Linked DNA regions of Homo sapiens: region 1 is linked to region 2. The links are chromatin loops, found by intact Hi-C in ENCODE. Cell type or tissue: PC-3. All regions are shown on one strand. Links, peaks and the distances in the headings refer to the core of each region. The heading gives the core; the rest is flanking DNA.

Evidence for each region. Hi-C counts contacts between places; a loop is a spot of excess contacts. Peaks named below come from ENCODE experiments on the same cell type or tissue, not always from the same donor. Only the 100,000 strongest peaks of a DNase experiment are listed, where the experiment ranks them.
Region 1: it touches region 2 in a loop (2.7-fold over the local background); 1 of 110 quality-filtered maps calls a loop at or near these places.

The regions. Positions count from the first base shown.
Region 1 is chr18:43,922,376-43,927,782 of GRCh38, reverse strand. All of the region lies in intron 2 of LOC105372088 (a long non-coding RNA gene), which reads left to right. Among named protein-coding and RNA genes, the nearest start is that of LINC01478, 610 kb to the left of the region's middle. In PC-3, for the core only: no CTCF peak of the experiment used is centred there; no DNase peak of the experiment used is centred there; H3K27ac peaks cover 725 bases.
Region 2 is chr18:44,076,786-44,082,192 of GRCh38, reverse strand. No RefSeq gene overlaps it. Among named protein-coding and RNA genes, the nearest start is that of LINC01478, 450 kb to the left of the region's middle. In PC-3, for the core only: no CTCF peak of the experiment used is centred there; a DNase peak (open chromatin) is centred at 2,382; H3K27ac peaks cover 381 bases.

The DNA.
Region 1 (5,407 bases), core at 278-5,277, 150 kb after region 2:
TGAAACAACTTATACATAGTTTAAAATTATTTACAACAGTAGAATATATATATATGATGAATCAAAGAAAATTTGTAAAATAATAAATGCCACCTTAACAATGGAGGATGTGGTGGGAAAAAGAAAAATGAATGAGGTTGAGAATAACCCTTCAGAAGTCTTCAATCATATTTTACTTTTTTATTGACAAGTATACCAGTATTTCTTTAATTATTCATTAAATCTTTGTCTATTACTAAAAAACATTGTAATAAGTTTTTTAAAAAATCTAAATACCTACTCTCTTTCCAAAAATACAAAATATATGCATAATAACTATTATATATAATAGCTATTATATAAATATACATATAGTAAGTATTATATATAATAGTTACACATTTGTATAATAGTTCTGTATGTATAACTATTATATATAATAGTTATTAAACAGAAGTTATATATAAAGTTATTATATAGCTATATATGTTATGTAAGTTATATATGTATAACTATTATATATGATATATACATAAAACTTTATATAGATATATAATATATAGAGATATATAGAGATATAATACATAGAGATTTAATATAGAGAGATATAATAGATATATAATATATCTATATAAAGTTAGTTATTATATATCTATATTATATATCTATATAAAATCAGTTATTATAATAAATACTAATAACTATAGTTTGCCAGGCAACTATAGTTTGCAAGTCAACATGGCCTTAACTATTCTAATTTTACAGTTGTTCTTTACATAAACCACAGCATGTTGGTCAGTGTATTAGTCTGTTTTGCGTTACTATAAAGGAATACCTGAGACTCGGTAATTGATAAAGAAAAGAGGTTTAGTTGGCTCAGAGTTCTGCAGGCTGTAGAGAAAGCATGGCAGTGGCATTTGCTCAGCTTCTAACGATACCTCAGGGAGCTTTTATTCCTGGTGAAAGGCAAAGGGGGAGCAGGCATGTCACATGGAGAGAGAAGTAGCAAGAGCAGAGAGAGGTGCCTGCCACACGAAGTCAGGAGATCGAGACCATCCTGGCTAATACGGTGAAACCCCGTCTCTACTAAAAATACAAAAAATTAGCCAGGAATGGTGGCAGGCGCCTGTAATCCCAGCTACTCGGGAGGCTGAGGCAGTTTGCTCTTTTCACTAGGATAGGATGTATCTCTCATTTTACACACCAGAAAACAGAACAAGAGAATTTATCTCTTGCCTCATATTCAAGCACTATATCTACTTAAGTACTGGTTCCTCATTCCCACTTCATTCTAAGGTATAACTATAGGGAAGTATGTGACATATGCTTATGTGAGTTATCTTTTTTTCTCTCTCTCTCTGTTTCTTTCATACTGATACATGGAAAGACAAACATCTCAGTCTTAAAGCTTTTGACCTGAATGTGATTGAGTTGTCTTATGATAATGTGACTTTGGGTAGCATAGTGTTGAGGGAGAGGATGTCTTGAGGAACCAGACAGGAAAAGGCAGAGATGCAGAAATGATGACAAGGGAAATATTACTAACATTTACAACCCTTAGAGACTGCTTATTTAATATTTGGACTTTTCTCATTCATAACTTTTAATCTCATTTATTCAACCCACTATTTGACTTACTTCTCCACACTCTAACTAGAATGAAAACATAATGTTAAATATTTTCTAATAAACTGCTATTTTGGAAATAGTGGAATAAGAAAGTTCAACCAGTTGTTTTCATGATCTACAGGACAGAATTAAATCACTTGCTTTTACGTCAGTGTCTGTGTATTTGGGGGAAACATTTATAAAACATGAATAAATATTCACTTGAAATTCTATAATTATGACAAATCCATTCCATTCAGGCCTATCCAACTGAGCTTTGCTCATGGAGATATCGTTACTGTAACAATGTTCTCCTGAGTGAAACAAAAGGAATTTAGCAAAACCAATAAGCAATCATGTTTTTTTACTTAAAACGTCAGCATACAGGCTGGCACCTTGGCTCACTCCTATAATGCTAAAACTTTGGGAGGTTGAGGTGGGTAGATCACTTGAGCTCAGAAGTTCAAGACCAGTCTGGGCAATATGGCAAAACTCCTTCTTGACAAAAAGTACAAAAATCAGTCGGGTGTGGTGGCATGTGCCTGTAGTCCCAACTACTTGGGAGGCTGAAGTGAGAGGATTGCTTGAGCCCAGGAGGTGGAGGTTGCCGTGGACCATAATTGTGCCACAACACTTCAGCCTGGATGACAGAGTGAGACCCTGTAGTTAAGTGGAATTACAAAAATCACTAAATATAGAGATTCTTCCTCAAATAAACTTATTTTCTTCCCTTACCCTTATGCATATCCACTAGTGAACCTTAAAAATCATAAAAACATTATGTTCAAAATAGTTATTAATTATTCTATGCTGTAAAGCTAAAAATGGCATAGGATTCATGAGGATCAGAAGGATAAAAGTACTCCTAAAGTGAACATAAAACAGTGAAATGTTCTTTTCATTTAACTGAGAGAAATAAAGAAACAGAGCTAAAAGGGAAGAAATTAAGATGAGATTTGAAAATAATTTCCATATTTCTATTTTGTTTCTGATAGCTTTGTTGTAGTCATTCAGGCCAAGGATGTTGTTTATGCTTAAACATTTCTCTTGCCACACTGATTTTTTTCACGAATATCAGCAAAAATATGTCATTAGAAATACACACATATACATGCATATGTGTATTTCTATTAAACATCAGCTTTTTCAGATGCATTGCTCCTACTTAGCCGAATTTCCCACCATTTATTTGAGGCACAGGGGAGCTGAAGACAAGATGAATTTTAAGGTTATATATCTGGAGTAAAATAGTCTCTACCTATTTAATGGTATGAATTCAGAATTAACAGCAAAGGAACTCAAAGGAATATACCTAAAACTGGTCACGTTAAAGAGCCAGAATTCTCACATTGACTACATCAATAGGTCGTTAAGAATCTAAGACCTTATAGAATGTTGGCATAAGGTGAACAAATTAATCTGTGATTTCCCAGTATTGATTTAGCTTGAATTCATTTGTGAGATTGTTTTAACAGAAAACAAGCCTTGTGGTTCAGAGTCTAAGACACATCAGTTTGGGATGGGAAGAAGTCTAAATCAAGAGACAGCATGCATTCTGCCTTGAATGGTGAAAATAAAATTAGGCATTTAGCTAAGAATCAATTGTATTTATACAACAACATAAAATAAAAACCACTTACTTTAACTGACTTGTGCAGATAGCTTCAAAAGTCAGATGCGACTTCATAGAACATGTATCCAACACTTCAACCTTCCCTTCATGTAAGAATCTTTTCTATCTGACTGAAAATCATTTGGCCTCTCCTGAAACAATTTTAGTGATGGATGGATCATTACTTCAAAAAGAAGCTGCATACGTGGGGATGCCTGGCACTAGAAAGAGCTTCTCCTTGCCATTCTCAGTTCTAGCTTTGGGGTAGTCCAGAGTAAATTTAAGCCCATGTTTACCTGATAGCCCTAGACACATATGAGATGCTTTTCAAATTCTTCCCTAAGTTAATCAACTAGAATTTCCTCAATTATTCTATATAAATTAGAATTTGTAAGGCAGTTTTAGTGTTTGTTTTATTTTGATAAAATGAACAAAATGATAAAAGCTATCACAGCCTCAGCTCAAGACATGAGCAGGCTTCCATAACAATGTACATAATTGCCGCTTTGAAACCATTTCAGACAGAATGCAAACAAAAATCTAACCAGGTTTTGAAGAAGAGTTAACCACGTTGGAGACATAAGGTAGGAATCAGAAAATAGAATTACTATAGGCATGAATCTAGGAAGGCCTCTAAAAAAAACCTAATAATATTAAGATCCTGCATTGGTAGTCCTACTGGTTAAATGTCTATTTTTCTATCAGAATATTCAGGTGGTCTAATGACTAAAGCAAGATGGAAATTAACATTGCACAATAATGTACACTGTAACTGCTAAGACTTGTGTCTTTTATTTTTGTAGGCAGGATGAGGGCATCTCTGTCAGAGTTCCATTTTTTGTGTGTTTTTTTTTTTTTTTTTTTTTTGACGGAGTTTCGCTCTTGTCGCCCAGGCTGGAGTGCAGTGGTGTGATCTCGGCTCACTGCGACATCCGGCCTCCCAGTTCAAGTGACTCTCCTGCCTCAGCCTCCTGAGTAGCTGGGATTACAGGTACCCACCACCACACGTGGCTAATTTTTGTATTTTTAGTAGAGATGGGGTTTTGCCATGTTGGCAAGGCTGGTCTCGAACTCCTGACTTTAGGTGATATGCCCACCTTGGCCTCCCAAAGTGCTGGGATTGCAGGTGTGAGCCACTGCGCCTGGCCCAGAGTTCCATTTTGTTAAGTGGCAACCTGAAAGTATTTTTTGTATGGCAATTCAAATATATACAAAGAGTGTGAGTAAGCAAAGAGATGATTTGTGTGTGTCCATTTTTACATATTGTTTTTGGCAGCAAATCTAAACTTCTAATTCTCCTCTGTGATACTAAGGCTGAAACTGGGCAAATGACATCACCAAGATTCTTTGCTACCTGGATCTATGTTAAATACTGCCAAGGGGAGTAACTACAGTGAAATAAAAAGGCAGAAAACAGAAAAAAAGTCTTCTTGTTTATTTTAAATGAACTTATTAAGGTATAATTAACATACAACAAACTGCACATATTTAAAATATGCAATTGGCTAAGTTTGGCCTGTGTATACATCCAAGAAAATGTAACCATGATCAAGATACTGAATATATCTATCACCTCCAGAAGTTTCCTGCTTTTCCTTGTAATCCCTTTCTCTCACTCCTCCCACCCTGTCTCCAGACAACCACTAATGAGCATTCAGTCCCTGTAACTTAGTTTGCATTTTTGAGAATTTTATATAAATGTAATCATATAGTTTGGATTATTCTATGTTTGGTTTTTTTACTCATCCTGACTTTTTGTGAATCACTCATGTTGTTGCGGGTATCGGTAGTTCATTGCATTCTATTGCTCAGTAATATTCCATTGTACAGGCCTACCAAAATTTATCCGTTCACATATTAATAGAAATTTTTGCATTTTTTGGTTATTGCAAATAAGGCAACAATGAACATCCCTATGCAAGTTTTATTATGGACATATGCATTCTCTTCTCTTGGATAAATACCTAGGAGTTGGATGTCCAGTTAATATAGCAGTTGTATGTTTAAATTTATCAATCTTCTAAGGTGTTTTTTTCCGAAGTGGCTGTACAATTTCACATTCCTCCTATCCATGTAGGAGAATTCCAGTTTTTCCAAATTCTGTCAAAATTTGATATGGTCAGTCTTTTTAATTTTAGTAATTGTGATCAATGTGTAGTGGTATTTTATTGTGGATTTAACTATGTTTTCCTAATGACTAATGATGTT
Region 2 (5,407 bases), core at 254-5,253:
CTTGCATGGTGTTTTCCGAGACTCCTGGAATTTTGATTTGATATCTGACATTAATTTGGGTAAATTCTCAATCATTACTGTTTCAACTATTTCTTCTGTTTCTTTTTCTCTTTCCTTTCTTTCTGGTCTTCCCGTTACATGTAGGTTACACCATTTTCAGTTGTCCCACGGTTCCTGGATATTTTAACTATTTTATCCTTTCTCTCTCTTTTTTTTTTTCTTTTTCCTGTTTGGCATTCCTATTGAGACATCTTCAATTTCAGAGATTCTTTCCTCAGCTGTATCCAGTCATTAATGAACCATTCAAGATCCTTCTTCATTTCTGTTACAGTGTTTTTGATCTCTAGCATTTCTTCTTGATTCTTTCTTACGATTTCTTCCTCTCTGTCGCTAATACCTATTTGGTTCTTACATGTTGTTTACTTTTTCCTTTAGAAACATTACATATTAATCAGTTATTTTAATATCCTGATTTGATAATTCCAACATTCCTTCCATACTTGAGTCCTATTCTAATGCTTGCTCTATCTCTTCAAACTGTGAGTTATTTTTCCTTTGAGTAGCATTGAAATTTTTTGTTGGTAACCAGACATGATGTAGTGTGTAAAAGGAACTGCAGCATATATGCCTTAAGTAATATTGCAGTAAGGTGTAGAAGAAGGGAATCATTCTGTAGTCCTATGATTATGTCAGAGTTTGAGTGAGACTGCTCAGACTGTAAACTTCACACATACTTCAGTCTTTTTCCTCTCAGGTGGGACAGTATGGTTAGAGATGGCTGGAATTGGGCATTTCCTTTCTTCCACAAGGATGGATAGAGGAAAATGAGTTGGGTAATTCCCTTCCCTCAATTCACTCAGATCCTGATAAAACCCCAATAGGTTAGGCAATGGTAAAATAACTTCTCTTAAAGATAGTTCTTATTAAGAATAACATAATTCTCTGAGTTATTTCAAAAGAGTTAATTTTTCCCTATCCTCCCAGAAGCATAGAGAGATTTTTCTATAGCATTCACTTTGAAGTTCTGGTAGAGTTCCTTGAGGCAGAACTCACAGACATGTGGGTGTACTACCTTAAGCCTGGGTCCATGGATTTCACAATTCTCAGACTTCTCTGCACTGAGATTTCAGCAATTTGTCAATTAGAGTTCTAGTTTTCCTATCCCAGTAGTTGCTCCCTCAGAATCTTCTGCTTGCTGGTCTCCATTCTGGAAAGTTTTGAATTTCTGTATCTGTCTATTTGACTCTCCAGTTTTGGAGACAGCAGTTTTCCCTGTGACCTAAGTTCTTCAATAGATTCAAGAGGATTTTTGTTTTTCAGTTTGTTCAGATATTTGTTGGAAAAAAGTGACAATCTCAAAGCTCCTCACATATTGGACCCTTTAAATTCATTTTTAATATAAATGTGCTAACTATAAGTAAGACATCTTCCTTCTGGTTCTTTCCTTTCCCCTTGGAAGAGCCAAATAATTCCAGTAATTTGTACTAAAATATATTGGAACATTCTGTTCCCCAATTATGTCCACTAGATATAACTCAGATATAGTTCAATTAAAACAGTAGGGCATTGTTGGTGTTATGGGCAGTCTCATTCTGAAATATGAAGGCAAATGAGTTGGGTTATTCTCAATGGATCACTAAGTCTCCCTGCAAGAAATCATATAAATCATGATGAGAAATGGACTGTGAGATCCTCTTCATAAATCCTGGCCAAGTTTCCAAAGGTAGCATCTTGCAATCTCAAAGTCAGTGCTCAGCATTTCAGATGCAAACCTGCAGCCCAACTTCTGCAGGAGTTAATGTGTTAGCATTTTAACAAATTGAACCACTTTGGTGGCCTATTTATCAGTTCAAGCTATTTGGAAATGTTGAGACCATATGTCGTCCATTGAAATGAACACTAAACACTGCATTTATAAATGGTAATTTATGACTCATAAATGTCTTTGCTATTAAAGCCATTCTGCCACTGTGAATGGAATTGATAGCAGGTTCTGAGCTCTGTGGTATGTGTAATTTTTTTTCCCTATTTAGGAATGTTGTAGATATTAAAGCTTTGATGCCTCATGGAAATGTTATTTTTAAAAAGCTATGCATATCAAAAAGATTATGTTTTTATGCTAGATTTTCATATTCACAAATTTGACAGGCAGGTTAAATATATGTGTGCATGTGCATATGGTGAAGATTTTTTATATGTTTGTATAGACAAAGATTATAGAATTATAGCTCTAAAATGTGGAAGTTACACCTTATTATCTGTCCAGGCCTTGGATTTACTTGTGTAGTTGAAACTGCAAGTCATCTACTCTCTTATCTCCTTTCTCCTTCTTTAGTAATAGATTGCCAGAATTGAGCTGGACATGTGGCCTCCTGGAATAAAGACTGTATTATTCACGTCCCTTGCAAATAGGATAGCAAAGTGATGAGTCAGTGTAAGCAGAAAGATTGTATAGAAAACTTCTAAGAAACCACATTAAAATACAACTGGATTACTTTACATGACATTATTGATCCTTTCTTCATCCTTCTGGGTGAAAACTCAGATCTCAGGCTGGAACTTGAGCACTCATTTGGACATTGAGGACTTAGGACTGACTATATCACACTTAGAAGAAACCCAGACCCCAGACAAACCCTAAAGGACATATATTGGACCTGGAAAATGTAGCTCAGACTTATTTTATGTAAAAAAACAGAAGAGATGACAGAAAAAAAAATTTATTGTTTACAGAGCCATACTTATATAGTATACAAGTATACAGTATATATATACTATATATAATGTATAGTATATATAGTATATACTATAGTATATAATGTATAGCATATATAGTATATACTATAGTATATAATGTATAGCATATATAGTATATACTATAGTATATAATGTATAGCATATATAGTATATACTATAGTATATAATGTATAGCATATATAGTATATATACTATATATAGTATAGTATATAGTATACTATATACTATACTGTATATACATTATACTATATAGTATATACTGTATACAGTATAATGTATATATAGTATTTATAGTATATATACTGTATATAGTGTATATATACTATATAGTGTATATAGTATATATACACTATATACAGTATATATAGAATATATATACTATATAGTGTATATATAGTATATATAGTACTATATAGTGTATATATAGTATAGTATATACTATATATTCACTATATAGTATAGTATATACTATATATACTATATAGTATATACAGTATTTATACACTATATAGTATATGGTATATATACACTATATAGTATATGGTATATATACACTATATAGTATACATTATATGTACTATTTATAATGTATAGTATATATAGTATATACTATGGTATATAATGTATAGTATATATACAGTATACTGTATACTGTATACATATACTGTATATAGTATATATACTGTATATATACTATATACAGCATGCTGTATATAGTATATATACTATATACAGCATACTGTATATAGTATATATACTGTATATACTGTATAGTATATACATATATACATATATACATACATATATAGTCTATATAGTGTATATATACACATATATAGTATACAGTATATATACACACATATATATTATATAGTATATATATACACACATGTAGTATATAGTATATATATACACATATATAGTATAGGATATATACAGGGTTCAGTACTATCCCTGGTTTCAGGCATCTACTGGAGGTCTTGGAAAGTATGACCCATGGATGGATAATGAGGGAACACTACATAAGTGTGTGTGTTTGTGTGTGTATGTGTGTATATATATATATATGTATATATATACACACATATATATATATAAAACTATATGTGTGTGTATATATATATATGGTTAACATATTTTGGACATGAGTTTTAGTATGCTATTTGGAAGTTGTGATGCTTCAAAAATTGTATTATATATTATGTATTATTATTAATATATACAGTTAATACCATGACATTTGTTTCTAAGGAGAATCAAGTATTTGAAATTCTAGTGAAGCAGTGAGATAATGTGAGAGCTAAAACACTATACTCTGTGAACCTGTAGAAAAGACAAAGGATTTCCTTGTTGTTAAAGGAAAGTTGTAACCTTCAGTAGGTATGACTCCAAGCATAATTAGAATGGAATTTTAACATTGACTCAAATTCAAAATGTAATTCTATATCTAAACCCACATCCCCCAGCCCCCACTAACTCTGTTCAGATTTATAAAGGAATTTAAATCTTTTACTGGATGTTCTCACCTGATGTGCTAGGAATTCATCTCCCTTTAATCAGTTCAAGCATTTGTTTTAAGAGAAAATACTCTATAAATATTACTGTTTAGAGGCCGAGGGTCATAAAAGATGTATTTCTTTAAGAATTTAGAGTTTTGTGACAAGAAAGATGTTTGCACTAACAATGAAGAACTCATTAGATGGAGTAAAAAAATACGAAGTGTTTCAATTCAGCCAAATGGATCCAATTGTAAGAATATCAGAAACTCAACTTACTTAGCCACACATTTTTCTTTTCAAACAGATATTCTTACCTTTCTTACAGGTTTTATGTACTGATTAGTGTTGATGCATGCAAATTGCACAAAACGTTCTATGGCATGTAATGTTATACTCAAGAAAGATGGTATTAACTGTAAGAGAATTGTGAAAGTTTAAGAATGAGGAAAATGTTGAAGAATGCTTCAGCTGAAAGGAGGGATTTGAAGTGAAACTTCAAGTCAAATAAATTTTTTATTCAATTGAAAAAGTTCAAATATATGAAAATATAAGGAATACCCTAATGTACATCTATGTACTAAATATAGAGTATAATTGCATTTTAGTAAGTGGCCATATTTGCTTTCAATTTTGTTGAGAGAAGAAAATATTACAAGTATGTTTCAAGACATTTGTGTACCTTTTGGAATAAATATGTCTGCTTCCCTCCACTTCTGAAGTAAGTAATATTATTAAACGGTATTTATTTTTTCCATGCATTGACAGGCGGAATTCTAGGATGGCTCCTAAGATTCCCCCATCGCTGTTGTACACACATCTTCTCCCAGTTATTCAATCAAACACTAATCTAGGTGCTGCTGTAATAGAATGCTGCCGATATAATTAAGATCCCAAATCAGCTTGCCTTAGCAAAGAAAGCTTATTCTCAAATAGCCTGACCTAATCAGAGAGTTCCTAAAAGAACTGTTTCTGGAAAAGAGATTCAAAGTGTGAGAGACAGTCAACATGGGGAGGATTCTCTATTGTTGGCTTTGAAGATGGAGGCAGCCATAAGTGGAAATGAACTCCTCTAGCAAAATTCTAGACAGCCTCTAGTTGCTGTGGGTGACCCAGTTAACAGGCAGCAAGAAAACAGAGACCTCAGATGTACA